Regions from separate parts of the Homo sapiens genome. Here region 1 is linked to region 2. A link is a loop called in an ENCODE intact Hi-C map of the cell type or tissue named here. Cell type or tissue: natural killer cell. All regions are shown on one strand.

Region 1 (8,000 bases), 130 kb before region 2:
TCTCATGATCAAACGTGAATAGATGAGGAGTTGCTTCTTATGGATTAGCAAAGAAAGTAGTTTCCTGAGATGGGATCTATTCCTGGTGAAGATGCTGTGAACGTTGTTAAAATGACAACAAAAGACTCTGTTGCATAAATATAGTTGATAAAGCAATGGAAGAGTTTGAGAGAACTGACTTCAATTTTGAAAGAAGTTCTGCTGTGAGTAAAATGCTATCAAACAGCATCACATGCTACATAGATATCTTTCACAAAAGAGTCGATGAACGTGGCAAACATTATTGTCTTATTTTAAGAAATTGCCACAGTCACTCCAGCCTTCAGCAACTACCACCCTGCTCAGTCAGCAGCTATCAACATTGAGGTAAGACCCTCTGCCAGCAAAAGCCGATGGCTCAGATGGTCATTAGCCTTTTTTAGCAATAAAGCGTTTTTAAATAAAGGTATGTACATTTTTTAGACATAATGCTATTGCATGCTTAAATGACTACAGTATAGCATGAAGATTAATTTTATATGCACTGAGAAACCAAAAAATTCATATGAGTTGCTTTATTGCTATATTCACTTTATTGTAGTGGTCTGAAACTGAACCCACAGCATCTCTGAAGGATGCTTATATATAAATATACGATTAAGTTTCACAATGAATGGTAATACGATGTTCATAATAGGAGCTCATATTTTCATTTTATCATGTTCTTTCTTCCTTTCTGATGCTCCAAGTTTGCTTCTTTCATCATTTTCTTTTTGCTTAGAGAACTTCCCTTTAGCCATTCTTCATGGTAGATCTGCTGGCTACAAATTCATTTCCTTTTCCTTTATCTGAGAATGTCTTGATTTCCCTTCATTCCAGAGGGATATTTCCCCTGGATATAGGATTCTGGAGTGACAGTTCTTTCAGGACTTGAAAGCTGTTGTACCATATACTTCCCAGGTACACCATGAAATTCTGTGCAGCCATAAAAAGGAATGAGATCATGTTCCTTTTCAGGAACATGGATGAAGCTGGACACCATTATCCTCAGCAAACTATAAAAAGGAATGAGATCATGTTCCTTTTCAGGGACATGGATGAAGCTGGACACCATTATCCTCAGCAAACTAACGCAGGAACAGAAAACCAAACACCACATGTTCCCACTTATAAGTGGGAGCTGAAAAATGATGGGTTGATAGGTGCAGCAAACCACCATGGCACACACTTACCTATGTAACAAACCTGCACATCCTGCACATGTACCCCAGAACTGAAAATAAAACATTTTTTTAAAAAGATGTTTTCCACTTCCTGTCAGCCTGCATGGTCTCTGATGAGAATTCTGTTGTCATTTTATGTGTTTTTTTCCCTGTTCATAAGGTGTCATTTTTTTTTTCTTCTGGCTGCTGCTAAAATTGTTTTCTTTGTCTTCCATTTTTAGAAGTTGGACTATGTTGTATCTTCATATGGATTTCTTCGGGTTTATCCTGTTTTAGATTTGATCAACTTCTTAAATCTGTAGGTTCATGCTTTTTGGCAAATGTGTGACATTTTCAGTCATTATTTCTCTGAATACTTCTTCAGCTCTTTCATCCTTCCCCATCATTTGAGACTCCAGTGACACAAATATTAGATCTTTTGTTATATTTCCACAGGTCCCCAAGAGCTTCTCATTTCTTTTTTCAGACAATATTCTCCGTCTTGTTCAGATTGGGTAACTTCTATTATTCTATCTTGCAGTTTACCAAATCTTTCCTCTGTCCCTTCCATTTTGCTCTTGAACCCATCTATTGATTTTTTTGTTATTGTATTTTTTCAGTTCTAAAATTTCTAATAGGCTCTCTGTATTTTTTTTTTTTGGCTGAGATGTCCTTATATTCTTTTGTTTCTATTGTGTTCATAATGGGTCCTTAAAACATTTTTATGATGACTGTTTTAAGATAATGATCTCACCTGTGTGTAGTCACATGTACCTATAGTCTTGGCTAGTCAGAAGGCTGAGGCGGGAAGACTGTTTGAACCCAGGAGTTCAAGGCCAGCCTGGGCAGTATAGTGAGACCCTATCCCTTAAGAAATAAAATAAATTTGTCAGACAGTTTTAACGTTTCTCTCATCTCAGTGTTAGCATCTATTGATTGTCTCTCTTAGTTCAGTTTGAGATCTTTCTGGCTTTTGATGTGATGAATGATTTTCATTGAAACCTACTTATCTGAGGTATTATGTTATGAGACTCTAGATCTTATTTAAACTTATTTTAGCTGGCTTTTCCTGATGCCACACCAGCAAGAGAAATTAGAAATGCAACTTTGTTACTGCCAGGTGGGGATAGAATTCAAGCTTTATTGATATCTGGTGGGAGCAGTCATTTCTGCTGTGTAGGGGTGGGAGTTCCAGCTCCCTGGCAGTCCTCCAGTGATATTGTCCTGGATAGAAGAGTAGAAGCGCCTCATTACTGTTCCCCACGTGACCTCCACTGATGCCACAAGGGAAGACAGCTTTATTACCCCTGGACAGTGGTAAAAGTCCTGACTCTCCACTGATCCTCCTCTGATTCCACCTGTCAGAGAGCAGAAGGGGTGCTTCATTATTCTTGGGTAGGGCTGGAAGTCCAGGCTTCCCATATGGTCTACACTAATACCAAAGGGGGCATCATTACTTCCCAGTGAGGATGAAAGTACATCCCTATTTGGCCTTCTCTGACACCGTGGGAGAATGAGAAGAGGAATTTCAGGAGACTTGTTACACCCTAGCTAGAGTGGAAGTCTGGGCTCCGCACTCAGTGTCTGCTGGTGAGGGTAGGAATAAATACCTCAGGATTTTTCTGTGGTGTTTGGTTAGAGTAGAGCAGTTATTGCCTAAAAGTTTTCTGTCTTGCTGGGCTGCCCCTTTCCTGGGCTGCCCCTTTCCTGGTCCTTTGGATAAAGACAGTAAGCTTTTCCTGGGGCTTTTTTTTTTAAATCTGTGCCCATTGGCATTTCTAGATTGCCAGGATGTAAAAGACAAAAAGACACAAGGGACTAGTCACTGTGTTATTGCTTGCATCTTAAGGTACCTAGCCAGTCTGACTTCTCTCTACCTTTCAGAGTCTTCTTTTATTTATTTTATTTAATGTACAGGGATTTTAGTTGTACTTAATGGAAGGAATAGGGAAAAGTAAATCTGTTCCATCTTTCTGGAGAAATAAGTTGGTTGACACTTTCATGTATTACCTTTAATACATTTCTATTTTTACAGCTGTTGCTTTTTCAATTCGTTATATATCTTGAGCATCTTTTTCATGTTAGTATATATGCATGAGTCTTTTTTTTTTTACTGCTGCTAGATTGCTATTATATAAGATGGTACTTTGAGACATAATAAACCTATAGAACTACTTTAACATGAAAGGTCTTCTATATGGACATTTAGATTTTTTCCTAATTGTTTTCTATTCTAATAATGAATATTCCTATACATATATCTTTGCACACGTATGATATTTCTACAGGGGAGATTCCTGGAAGTAAGTTTCCTAGGTCATAGGGTTTGCACATTTTTTATTTAAATAGATTAAATCAAATTGTCTTCCAAAGATGACTTACCCTTTTATATTAACATAAGTGGTTTTACGAAGGCGCCTATTTCCCCATAAGTGTTTTAAAGAGAGGCCAAATGTAGTAGCCTATTTTAATAGTCATTTCTTTAACTATTAGAGTCATTGGGAATCATTTCCTATGTTCATTATTTATTTATAATTATTATTCTTGGAGCATGTTCCTATTGTACTCTTACTTATTGATTTATAGAAAGTCATAATCTTTATCTGATATAAACATTGGAAATGTTTTTCTAAGTCTCTCATTCATGCTTTAAGTTTGTATATAAAGCCTTTTATCTCACAGAAGTTTGATTTTTGTCTGTTTTTCTTTGTTCACTGTCAACTTTTTTTACAGTTGTAGATTTCCTGCCTTTCTTAGAAAGACCGCCTTACCACAATGTTGCAAAATTTAGCTCTTCTACTTTCTTCTAGTACTTTCATCACTTTATGTAAGGTTTTAACTGTATCACAAATGTATTTGTGTATATAATGTGAGGTAAAGATTTAGCTTCTTTTTTCCCATTGAAACATCTCATACTAACTGTTTCCTATAGAAATAGTCACATTTTTCCTTCCTTCTTGCATGATGCTAATTTTAATTATACATTCATCTTATTTTTCTGAATAGCCACATACAGTTAATGAGTATATGTAAGTGATTTTAGGAAAAGTTGAGCTATAAATATAATTTTTAAACAAAATTTTAAAATAATTTTAAATTTTTAAGTGAGATATTTTATAATTTTTTTAATAATTAAAAATAAGTTCATCACCTTCTATATGTTTGGTACTATGCCATGTACTGTGGGAAATACAGAAAGAAACATAAGAGATATCACTTACTCCCAAGAAGCTCCTAATATACTTAGGAACATTGGTCTACTGTACAGGAAACAAACAAAATCATACATGATATCAGAGAAATGATAGATTCTGGTACAGCACATAGGACAAACTAATACTGTACATGTCAGAAGAGAAAGATCAATGAGAAACAATAAGACTCATAATATTTCATTGATTGTAACAAATACGGGAAAATATCAATGACCAGTTGTTCCTAATTGATTTTATTTTTGTTTTGACAGTGGAATCATATCTGACCTTTTTCCTGGAGTCCAAATTCCAGAACATGATTATGGTATTTTACAATCAACAATTGTGGATGTCATGAATAGACAAAATCTTCAGCCTGAGATGTGTATGGTTAGAAAGGTGATACAGTTTTATGAAACTATGCTAGTAAGGCATGGTGTTATGTTAGTCGGGCCAACAGGAGGCGGCAAGACCACAGTTTACCGAATACTAGCAGAAACTTTAGGGAATTTACAAAAACTTGGGATAGAAAATTCCTTTTACCAAGCAGTTAAAACATATGTTCTCAACCCTAAATCAATTACCATGGGTGAATTATATGGAGAGGTTAATAACTTAACCTTGGAATGGAAAGATGGTTTGATGGCACTAAGTGTCCGAGCAGCTGTGAATGATACTTCAGAAGACCATAAATGGATCATCAGTGATGGGCCAGTAGATGCTCTTTGGATTGAAAACATGAATACAGTGCTGGATGATAACAAGATGCTTTGCCTGGCTAACAGTGAGAGGATTAAACTCACACCTCAAATTCACATGCTTTTTGAGGTAAGTGTACACATTACTGTGGAGTGAAATCATTCATTAAATTGGCATACTATCGTTACATTTTTTTCTCACACTGATGTAGCCTTTACTATCTATAATGTCTATTATTGTGTTCTGTTTACTTACTTATTAAGTCATCCTTTTGTAATAGATTGACAGTCAAAGTCTCAAATGTTCTTGTCTCTATAAATAGGAAGTACAATAAACTCTGGCTTCCCTGAGAGAGGGAGAGAGAGAAAGAGAGAGAGAGAGAGAAAGAAAGAGGAGAGAGAGAGAGAGCTTTGTATCATTTGAAATGCATTTTAAATTAAAAATTATTGCATTTAATAAGAATAAATTATCCCACCATGATATGAATATTTGATGAGGGATTGGGAGAGGAATGTGGACCAAGTACAGCTACCAACATTATGAAGGATGCCACCTGTGTTCTATTCATTCATCAAATACTGATTGAATGTCTAGTATGTGCTAGGGATTCTAATACAAGAATGAACAGGAGAAAAGAGAAAAGCAAAGAGAAGAAAGAAAAAAATAACTAGCCCTGCCCATAGAGTTTGACAGTATCCTCCTGTAGTTGTGGGAATTTTTTTCACCTTATACGTCATTTAACTTTCTTCCTCCATTTCTAATTACTTATTGCTCTCCCACTCTCTTCCACATGAAGCCCTTCAGTGTTGTTAGACTTTAAAAGTGTGAATCATTTTATAAGTGTGAACATTGAAGTTGGAGAAATAAGGAAGTATCATATTAGCTGTTTCCTGTTCAATTTTCTTCAACTTTAGGTGCAAGATCTGCGGGTTGCCTCCCCTGCAACAGTCAGTCGATGTGGAATGGTGTTTGTGGATCCTGAAGAACTGAAATGGATGCCTTATGTTAAAACTTGGATGAAGGGTATTTCTAAAAAAGTAAGTGCCATCAGATATTCCCCAATATCTCCATCTGTCAGGACTCATGTTGCCTTCTAGTGCACAAATAACAATAGGTTAAGGACTCATGGTTCTTGATTGAGGGGACTTCATTATTTTACCTAGTCCTCCCTGTGAATTCCTGGAATCGTCCAGGAATGTTTATATACTCCCCAAATCTGTCCTCATTTCTTGTTACCCCAGCCTGCCAGCCTGCCTACTCACCCTGCCTCCTGCCTATTCTGCCTGGCTTCTCCCCAGACTAGAAACACAAGCCACTTTTTTGAGTCCCTAAAAACACAGCTACAACAGCCTGAGGCATTGAGACTTCGCAGAAAGCTTGGGAGTAATAAAAGGAAGCAAAATGAAGAAAAAGAATATTTAAGTCCAGACCCTAACTGTCATTGTTTTTGGATTTTGAGAGCCCTTAACACCTATGACAGCCAAAGATAAAAGAAAACTCATTTACATCCTACCCCAATAGTAGGTGCAAGACCTAAGACACATTCTAACCTCAGAGGTACAATTCCACCCAAAGTGAAGGAAAGCTTATACATTGTTATTCAAAACAACTCAGTTTCATACTACTTTCTGTAGCTTCTGCATTCTAACACAGAATTTTCCTCTTTAGCTTAGCTTAACAAGTAGTCCTTTGAGATGTTTCCCCCACATCTCATCCCCTACTCCAAGTAAGCCATCTTCATCTCTGCCTCTCCCCCTCCAAAGATGAGCCAGAAAACTATTGTTTTCCTCCTTTTTAGGCATCAACAGTTTTAAGAATATTATGGTCTAGTCTCAGAGTACCTTATTAAAGACAGTAATTCTCAGAATTGAGAGTTTGTCATTGGCTACCTTAAGATTTTTAACTTTTCTGAATTCACTTTTTTAAAAATTAACAGACATTTTTGTGCTTAGGGCAGTTTTAAGTTTATAGAAAAATTGAACAGAAATGAGAGTTCCCATGCACTCCCTCACCCCCAAACAGTTTCGCCTATTATTAACACTTTGCATAAATGGTGAACCACTATTGATACATTATTATTTTACATTAGAGTTCACTCTTTGTGTGCAATTCATGGGTTTTGAAAAATGCATAATGTCACGTTTCCACCATTATAGTATCAGGCAGAATAGTTTCATTGCTCTAAAATTCCTCTAAGCTCTACATATTCATCCCTACTCCCCATCCTTTAACCCCTGCAACCACTGATCTTTTTACTATCTCTGTAGTTCTACCTTTTCTAGAATGTTATACAGTTGAAATCATATAGTACATAGCCTTTTCAGACTGGCTTTTTTTCACTTGGTAATATTCATTTAAGATACTTCCATGTCTTTCTGTGGGTTGGTAGCTTATTTCTTTTTAGCATTGGATAATATTTTTTGTATGAATGTACCACAGTTCATGTACCAATTCACCTACTGAAGGACATCTTGGTTTTGGCAATTATGAATTAAACTCTTAATAAGCATTAATGTGCAGGTTTTTGTGTGGACATAGTTTTCACCATATTTGGGTAAATACCTAGGAATGTGGTTGCTGAATTATTTAGTATATGTTTAGCTTTGTAAGAAACTGTCAAGACTGTCTTCTAATGTGGCTGTATCATTTTGCATTCCCACCAATAATGAATGAGAATTCCTGTTGTTCACATCCTTGCCAGCATTTGGCATTGTCAGTGTTTTGGATTTTATGCATTCTAATGGGCACGTAGTAGTATATTGTTTTAATTTGCAATTTCTAATGACAAATGGTTTGAGCATCTTTTCATATGTTTGTTTGCTATCTATGTATCGTATTTCATGAGGTGCCTATTAAGGAAGGTCTTTGGCCCATTTTGAAATTGGGTTGTTTGTTTTCTTATTGTTGAATTTTAAGAGTTCTTTAT
Region 2 (8,000 bases):
GACTTGGTGGCAGTGGCTCCAGCGCCTGGCTTTATTAATTCTTTGTATGGATTTTGGGGTCCCAATTTCATTTAGTTCTGCTCTGATTTTAGTTATTCTTTTTCTTCTGCTAACTTCAGGATTTGTTTGTTCTTGTTTTTCTAGTTCCTCTAATTGCAATATTAGATCATGAATCTAATTCTCAATGTAGGAATTTAGCACTATAAACTTTTTTTTTTTTTGAGACAGGGTCTCACTCTGTTGCCCAGGCTGTACTGTGGTGGAGTGATCATGGCTCACTGCAGCCTCAACCTCCCCAGGGTCAGGTGATCCTCCCTCCTGTACCTCCCAAGTAGCTGGGACTGCAGGCACACACCACTATGCCTGGCTAATTTCTGTATTTTTTGTAGAGACAGGGTTTTGCCAGGTTGCCCAGGATGATCTCAAACTGAGTTCAAGTGCCCTCCACCTCCGCCTCCCAAAGTGCTGGGATTACAGGCACTGCACCCAGACACACTGTAAACTTTTAACACTGCTTTGCTGCATCCCAGAGATTTCAGCATATTGTGTCTCTCTTTTCATTTGTTTCAAAGAAGTGTTTTATTTCTGCCTTAATATGTTGTTTACCCAAAAGTCACTCAGAATAAAGTTGTTTAGTTTCCATGTAATTGTGTGGTTTTGAGAGATCATGGTATTGATTTCTATTTTAATTCCACTGTTGTCTGAGAGTATGCTTGGTATGATTTTGATCTTTTTGCATCTATCAAATCTATTATGGTTGAGCATGTGGTTGATCTTAGACTGTGTTCCACATACAGATGAAAAAAATGTATATTCTGTGGTTGATGGGTGGAGTATTCTGTAGATAGATCTTAGATCCAATTGATTAAGTGTCTGATTTATGTCCAGAATTTTTTTGTTAGTTTTCTGCCACAATGATGTGTCTAATACTGTCAGTGGGATCTTGAAGTACCCCCACTATTATGATGTGGCTTTCCAAGTCTTTTTGTAGGTCTTGAAGTAGTTGTTTTATGAATCTGGGTATTCCAATGTTGGGTGCATCTATATTTAGGATAGTTAAGTCTTTTTGTTGAATTCAACCCATTACCGTTATGTAATGCCCTACTTTGTCCTTTGTTACTGTTGTCAATTTAGTCTTATTTCTACAATATAAGAATAGTCACTTCCTCTTCTCTTGTTTTCCTTTTGCATGATAGATCTTTCTCCACCCCTTTACTTTGAGCCTATTGGTTTTGTTGCATGACAAATGGGTCTCTTGAAGATAGATGGTTGGGTCTTATTTTTTTATCCAACTTGCTACTCTGTGCCTGTTAAATGGGGTGTTTAGACCACTTATATCCAAGGTTAATATTGATATGTAAGGTTTTGATCCTATTGTGATGTTTTTAGCTGGTTGCTTTGTAGTCTTGATTGTGTAGTTGCTTTATAGAGTCTATGGGCTCTGGACTTAAGTGTGTCTTTGTGGTAGCAGGTATCACTCCTTCATTTCCGTGTTTAGAGCTCTTTTATGAATCTTTTGTAACGCTAGTCTAGTGGTAAAGAATTGCCTTAGCAATTGCTTATCTGGAAAAGCTTTTATTTCTCCTTTGCTTATGAAGCTTAGTCTGACAGGATATGAAATTGTTGGTTGGAATTTCTTTTCTTTAAGAATGCTGAATATAGTTCTGTTATCTCTTCTGGCTTGTAATGTTTTTGCTGAGAAGTCTGCTGTTAGCCTGATAGGACGACCTTTGTAAGGGATCTGACCTTTTCCTCTAGCTGCCTTTAAGAATTTTTTTTTTCACATTGATCATGGAAAGTTTGATGACTATGTGTCTTGGGGATGGTCATCTTATATAGTATCTCCCAGGGTTTCTCTGAATTTCTTGAAATTGCATGTCAACCTCCCTAGCAATATTGGGAAAACTGTCATGGACTATATTCTCAAATATGTTACCCGAGTTGTTTACCTTTTCTCCTGTCTCAGGAATGCCAGTATGGCATAGGTTTTATCTATTTGCATAATCTCATATTTCTCATAGCCTTTGTCCATTTTTTAAATTCTTTTTTCTTTATTTTTGCCTAACTGGGTTGTTTTGAGGGGACAGTCTTTGAGCTCTGAAATTCGTTTTTTGACTTGGCCTAGTATGTTGTTAATGCTTCCAATTGTATTTTGAAACTCCTGTGGTGAATTTTTCAATTCCAGGAGTTCAGTTTTGTTTTTTCTTCATATAGCTATGTCATCTTTCAACTCTTGGATCATTTTACTGGCTTCTTTGGACTGGATTTCAACTTTCTGTTAGATCTCATTGAGTTTCATTGCCATCCAGGTTCTGAATTCTATGTCTGTCATTTCAGACATTTCAATCTGGTTAGATACATTGCAATCTTTTAGAGGTAAGGAAACACTGATTTTTTGAATTGCCAGAATTCTTTTGCTGATTCCTAATTATCCAAGGGGGCTAGTGTTTATCATTTTCAAGTTTCTGTCATTTCGTTGAGGCTTTTTTTTTTGTATTCCTGTTTTCCTTTGAGGGCTTGACTGTGGTGTATGTTGTGTATAGTTCATTGGCTTTGTTTCTGGGTGCTTTCAGAGAGCCAACACTTTGCACAGGTTTCTTAGTTGTAGCTAGTTTCCCACATTGGCTTTCACAGATGTTGTGTGATTAATCAATGGCATTAGAATTCAAAATTGTTTTTGCCTTTTGGGATAAGGAGGGGTACTGTTTTTTGACCTAGGTGGTGGTACATGTGCACATTTGCGTTGTGAGAATTCATTGACCCATACACTAATAATATGTATTTTTCTGTATATGTTAGACTTTAATTTTTTAAGTGTTTAAAAACTGATCTATAGTGTTGTTAGAAGTTAGGATAATGATTACCTGTGGGAAGAAGGAAGGGGAAATCATTGCGGTGGAGAGAGGCATGAGAGAAATGTCTCTAGTGTATCAGCACAGGTCTCTTCTCAACCGCAGGTATTGATTTGTGATCATTTGTAGAGCTGTATATTCGGTTTTTGCACTTTTCTATGTGGGTCATGGTAAAAATATTTTTAAAAACAAGAAATAAGGAAAACATACTTGTACTCCTATTGGAATGAGGATTCAAAATGTTTATATATCCTAAGCAAGAGTCTACTGTATTTATATTTCTTCATATTGATTTTGCTTTAAAATAGCATAAGATGATATTGTGTTCTTGCTGTTCAATTCAGGGTGCAGTCAATTTCACTGGGGCAAGGACAAGGACCTATTGCTGAAAAAATGGTCAAGGATGCAATGAAATCAGGAAACTGGGTATTTTTGCAAAATTGCCATCTTGCTGTTTCTTGGATGTTGGCAATGGAAGAGCTCATTAAAACCTTCACAGATCCAGGTATGTTGAGCATATAGCCCTTGCATAATAATCACATTTTTATGTAACCTTTTCTTGTTGAATTCATTCCTTATAGTAATTCATTATTGTAGGCACTGTGTTTCCATATATGAAAGAGGAGAAATTTGAGGCCTAGACAGATTTAGCTAATTTACACAACCAGGGTTTGATAAAAGGCCTTCAGAATTCCAAGTTGAGGCTAGGATCCACTGGATCATTTCTGTTTCTTATTGCCTTCTATGAGAGGTCATTTGAATTTGAAATATATTACTTATAGGCATAATAAAAAGAAAAATATACTTAGGACAAACAAAGGAAATTAAATCCTTCCCTATAAAATGAGAAATGTAAAGGAACAGAGTTCAAATTACCACCAATTCCCTTAGAGTAGTGTTTTACCACCTTTTATCTTCTGTAACCCGCATGGCAACTAACCTTTACATGTGCCTCAGAGCCACACCTAACCCATGGGCGTGCTCAGCATTACTCATAGTTGCTAGCACTAGTTTTATCTCACCACTTTTTTGCCTACTCAAGAAAGTGTAACGGGCTGCAAAGAGAGGAAGTGGAATTAGAATCTACTCATTTTAAAGTGTTACTATAAAAATAATCAAAACCTCAGGAACTATTTTATTGGTAACAAATTGTGTGGGTCCCACTCTACCACTCTGCTGTGAAGCCCTGGGAGAGAACCTCCAGGCAAGCATATCCAGAGAGAGCCCTTTCTCTGAGGCCTTTATTTGTGCCCTCCCTACAGAAAGCTTTCTGGAAAGGTGAAAGCTCTGCAGATGATCTTGCAAATCACTTTATTTAGTGCTGCTTATTAAGGTGAAGAGCTGCTCCTTTACAGAGTCCCCAGTCTGCTCTGGTCACTGAGCCAGCTCAGGGTTTAGCAGCCTTCCCCTAAAAGCCCTTCACTTCCTGGCCCCCTGCCCTCACCCACAAGCCTTCTGCAGGCTGCTTCTGACAAAGGTAAGGACTCATTTTTATCCACCATTCAGAATCTCCACTATTTCCACTCTTTTGCTGTCAAATAAGAGAGGGCCTGCTTCCTGCTGGGCCTGTGGCTTATTTCTACTTAAATAATTAAAGAGAAATGACAAGGAGGTCTTCAGTACTGGTCAGGGGTCCCCAGTGATTAGGAATATAATTAAGAAAAAAATGCTAGAGAGGCAGCAAAAAAGCAATTTACTGTGGTGGTACTACATGAGGCTCCAGAATATGGAGATGCCATTCAGTTTCACTGTAACTAGGACAAGAACATTTGCCAGTTCTTCAAGGAGACTGGATCGGCTAATGAAGCCAGCTGAAGTTGTTTGTGTATTTTAAGTGCTTACTAAACTTAAGTGGATAGAAAAAATCCTCTTATGGCCCTTGCTATAATCATTTATCACCTAACCATTTAAGTTCTGATGTTTAACTTGAACCAGTAGGAAATAAAATACATTCAGGTAATAAGCTGAAAATACAAAAGGAAGAAAAAGAAAAAAAACAAAACAAATAAAACCTCAGAACTTGAAATCCTAACACCTCCACAGAGTTCTGCCCCACCACTTCCTGACTGTGCATGTCATATCTTTTTTCTGGGCCAGTTTCCCCAGCTATAAAATGACTACATGACATCATCATGAAAAGTCCTGTACTAAGATGATTTCTAAGATGCTCTTCTAGTCCAGCCCTAAAATTCTATGATGTCTATGAAAGTTAAGAAGCTTGGTGCTTTTGCAATTATAAGAACAAAAGTATGGAAAAAATCCTTCTCCAAACCTGGCCTTCTTCTTTCTTTGGTTTTTTGGTTACTGAAATCATTGGCCCTAAGACTTTGGTTGTTGTTTGACTTCTTTGCCTAATAGTTTTTACTATGCAAACAGTGTTAGTATTGCTCTAGAATTTGGTAGAACTAACTTTTAATTTGGGCTATTTAATGTGGCTTGTGAATTTAGATTACCAAACCAAGAAGCATGAAATCAGCTTTGACTTGTTGTCATTCATTCCATAAATAATTAAGGGCCTAGTGTACCATGTATTGTTCTAGGATATGTTGATAAACAAAAGAACCATAGATATTTGTCCTCGTAGAGTTTCCATTCTAGTTGGGGGGAGACAGACAATGAATAAACCACATGGTAAATAAGTAACGTATACGTTGTGTTAGAACATGGTTGTGCTTTGGAAAAAATAAAAAGGAGAGTAAGGTAAGGAGGACCAGAAAGATTGAGATGGGATGTGAGTAGGGAGCAAGGAAGATAGCAATTTTAAGTGGTTTAATCTGAGTAGTCCTCTTTCAGAAGGTGATATTTGACCAAGACATGAAGAAAGTGAGGGAATCTGAGGGAACAGCCAGTGCAAAGGCCCTAGTGAGGGAGCCAGCCTAGCATGTTTGAGAAACAGCATAATACGTACTTAAAAACCAATGCCAAGGAATTTGTCCTTGAATGATGCCTGTGTCTTCCTGTGATGGGAACAATGATTTTTCCAACTTTACTTTGGCCTTTTGAACCTACAGTGGAGCTCATTCTTTCTTGGGTCCTCTGTCCATATCTCAGAAAGTAAGTGCATTGACTTAACGTGCTAATGCCACACATGAGGTCTCTCCATATCCTGGCTCCCTTGTTTCCTTTGCAACTTTTCTGCTGAGGGGAGAATTTTCTCAGTAGGGGTTTTTGGCCATTTTCATGCAACTTGTGTTAAATTGAAGGGTCAAAAAATCCTCATGAAAATAAATACATGGGCAATAACTGCCCTCTTTTTCAACTGAAAATGTTTCCTATTTCAAAGATAAGGCCCTTAATAGTTCAGCAAGTATTAAAAATTATCGTGTTCCTAATTTATTTACCCAAATGTGCCTGCTTCTAGACTGCCAAACCTTCCTAACGTGAAGTTTCTAAAACAATGCATCTTACTCCCATTTTGAAACAGTTTACACTATACTTGTAATAGATTAACTAGATCTTTAAACAAAGCTTATAGCATTTTTTCCTTCTCTAGAAATAATCATGTCTTATAGAAAAGTGCTACTACCAACTAAACATTTTCCTTTTTTGTTGTTTTATCTTTGTTTTAAGCAGATAGTGCTATCAAGGACACTTTTCGACTTTTTTTAAGCTCCATGCCTAGTAATACATTTCCTGTTACAGTTCTTCAAAATTCTGTCAAGGTAATGTATGCATATGGTTGGAACAATGTGAAATGGTTGGTTTCAGAATATTCACCTAGTGCCTCCCAGGAGATCAGAGCCTGCACAGAAGCATGTGGAGGTCTGTGTGGCCAGCATGGGGAGGTGAAGTCAGTATCTTTTCACCTATAACAAGCAGAGAAACGATTTCCCAACCCCATCCTTGCATATTCTAGTCCTATGGGTCATTCAGCTCTCCCAGCCGTCACCCTCACAAGAAAATGTTAAGGGTACAGAGTGATAAGAAGAGAACCCCTTCTAGTGTTAAGGGAATGTTTCAGTATTTGAGAGACAGGAAGGCCTACAAGCCATACTAGTATGGCTGCTGGATTTCAATGCTGGAAGTTTATGATCTGTGGCAAGCCTCTGCATATGAGGAACAAGAGTTGCTTCTTCCCTCCCTGTCCCACGTCATGGGACATCAGGGGACAAACTATGGAACAATGCCCTATGTAGGGATGATGCAAAATTCAATGAGGAAACCCTGAGCATGCTTTCTGACCTGTGTTTAGAAAAAATGGACACTAAATGGAAGTGTCTGAGGTTCTTGTCATGTGGTTCAACCACTGTAGGTCTGAGAAACCTGCCATTCCCTATTCTCCCTGGACTGTGCCTGAGCAAGATACAAAGCAGGCTCGAACATGCCAGGAATGGTCCCCACCTCCCCATGAACATCAGCAATCTACATCATTTCAATGGCTTCAGTCTATGTGTGTTATTCAGAAATAATGCAAATCTATAAAATCACTCTCTCTGCCACATATATTCTATCTAAATCCAGGTGACCAATGAGCCTCCAAAAGGCTTACGTGCAAATATCAGACGAGCATTTACTGAAATGACACCTTCGTTTTTTGAAGAAAATATACTTGGAAAAAAATGGAGACAAATAATATTTGGCATTTGTTTCTTCCATGCAATTATTCAGGTACACTCAACTCTGCTTTTCAATAGCAACAAGGAAGTGTATTATGAAATAAATAAATAGTAATAATTAAGTGAAAGCTTATAAATGTCATTGTGAAATGCTGAAGGCCCCATTCTGTGTCTGAACCCAAGTTGTTTTCATTCAATCTCTATACTCCCCTTGCCTTCGTATTTCACAGCTTCAGCTCTCACCTCTCGTCTGATCTGCCTACAGAATACCATCAATTGGATGAATGCAGTAGGTTCAATTCAGTTCAACAAGCACAAAATAGATTTCCTCATAGGTGGCATATTTACTATATTAGCTTCCCAGTTTTCAAACGTGTGTGGTCTACAGAGAAAGAAAGAATGAATGAATGAATGAATGAATGAATGAATGAATGAATCAGACTGTGCACAGTGGCTCATCCTTGTAATCCCAACATTTTGGGAGGCCAACATGGGCAATTCGCTTGAGCCCAGGAGTTCAAGACCAGTCTGGGCAACACAGCGAAACCCCATCTCTACAAAAGTTTTAAAAAATAGCCAGGCATGGTGGCAC

Evidence for each region. Peaks named below come from ENCODE experiments on the same cell type or tissue, not always from the same donor. Only the 100,000 strongest peaks of a DNase experiment are listed, where the experiment ranks them.
Region 1: it touches region 2 in a loop (3-fold over the local background); 4 of 110 quality-filtered maps call a loop at or near these places.

What each region holds. Positions count from the first base shown.
Region 1 is chr2:84,648,672-84,656,671 of GRCh38, forward strand. DNAH6 (dynein axonemal heavy chain 6) reads left to right here. Exons shown (of 77, transcript NM_001370.2): 34 at 4,648-5,203; 35 at 5,989-6,111. Among named protein-coding and RNA genes, the nearest start is that of DNAH6, 140 kb to the left of the region's middle. In natural killer cell, no CTCF peak of the experiment used is centred here; DNase peaks (open chromatin) are centred at 1,320 and 3,950.
Region 2 is chr2:84,778,297-84,786,296 of GRCh38, forward strand. It overlaps DNAH6 (dynein axonemal heavy chain 6), which reads left to right. Exons shown (of 77, transcript NM_001370.2): 65 at 3,197-3,357; 66 at 6,426-6,514; 67 at 7,314-7,460. It also overlaps the pseudogene LDHAP7. Among named protein-coding and RNA genes, the nearest start is that of TRABD2A, 99 kb to the right of the region's middle. In natural killer cell, no CTCF peak of the experiment used is centred here; DNase peaks (open chromatin) are centred at 3,835, 4,275 and 4,925; H3K27ac peaks cover 3,061 bases.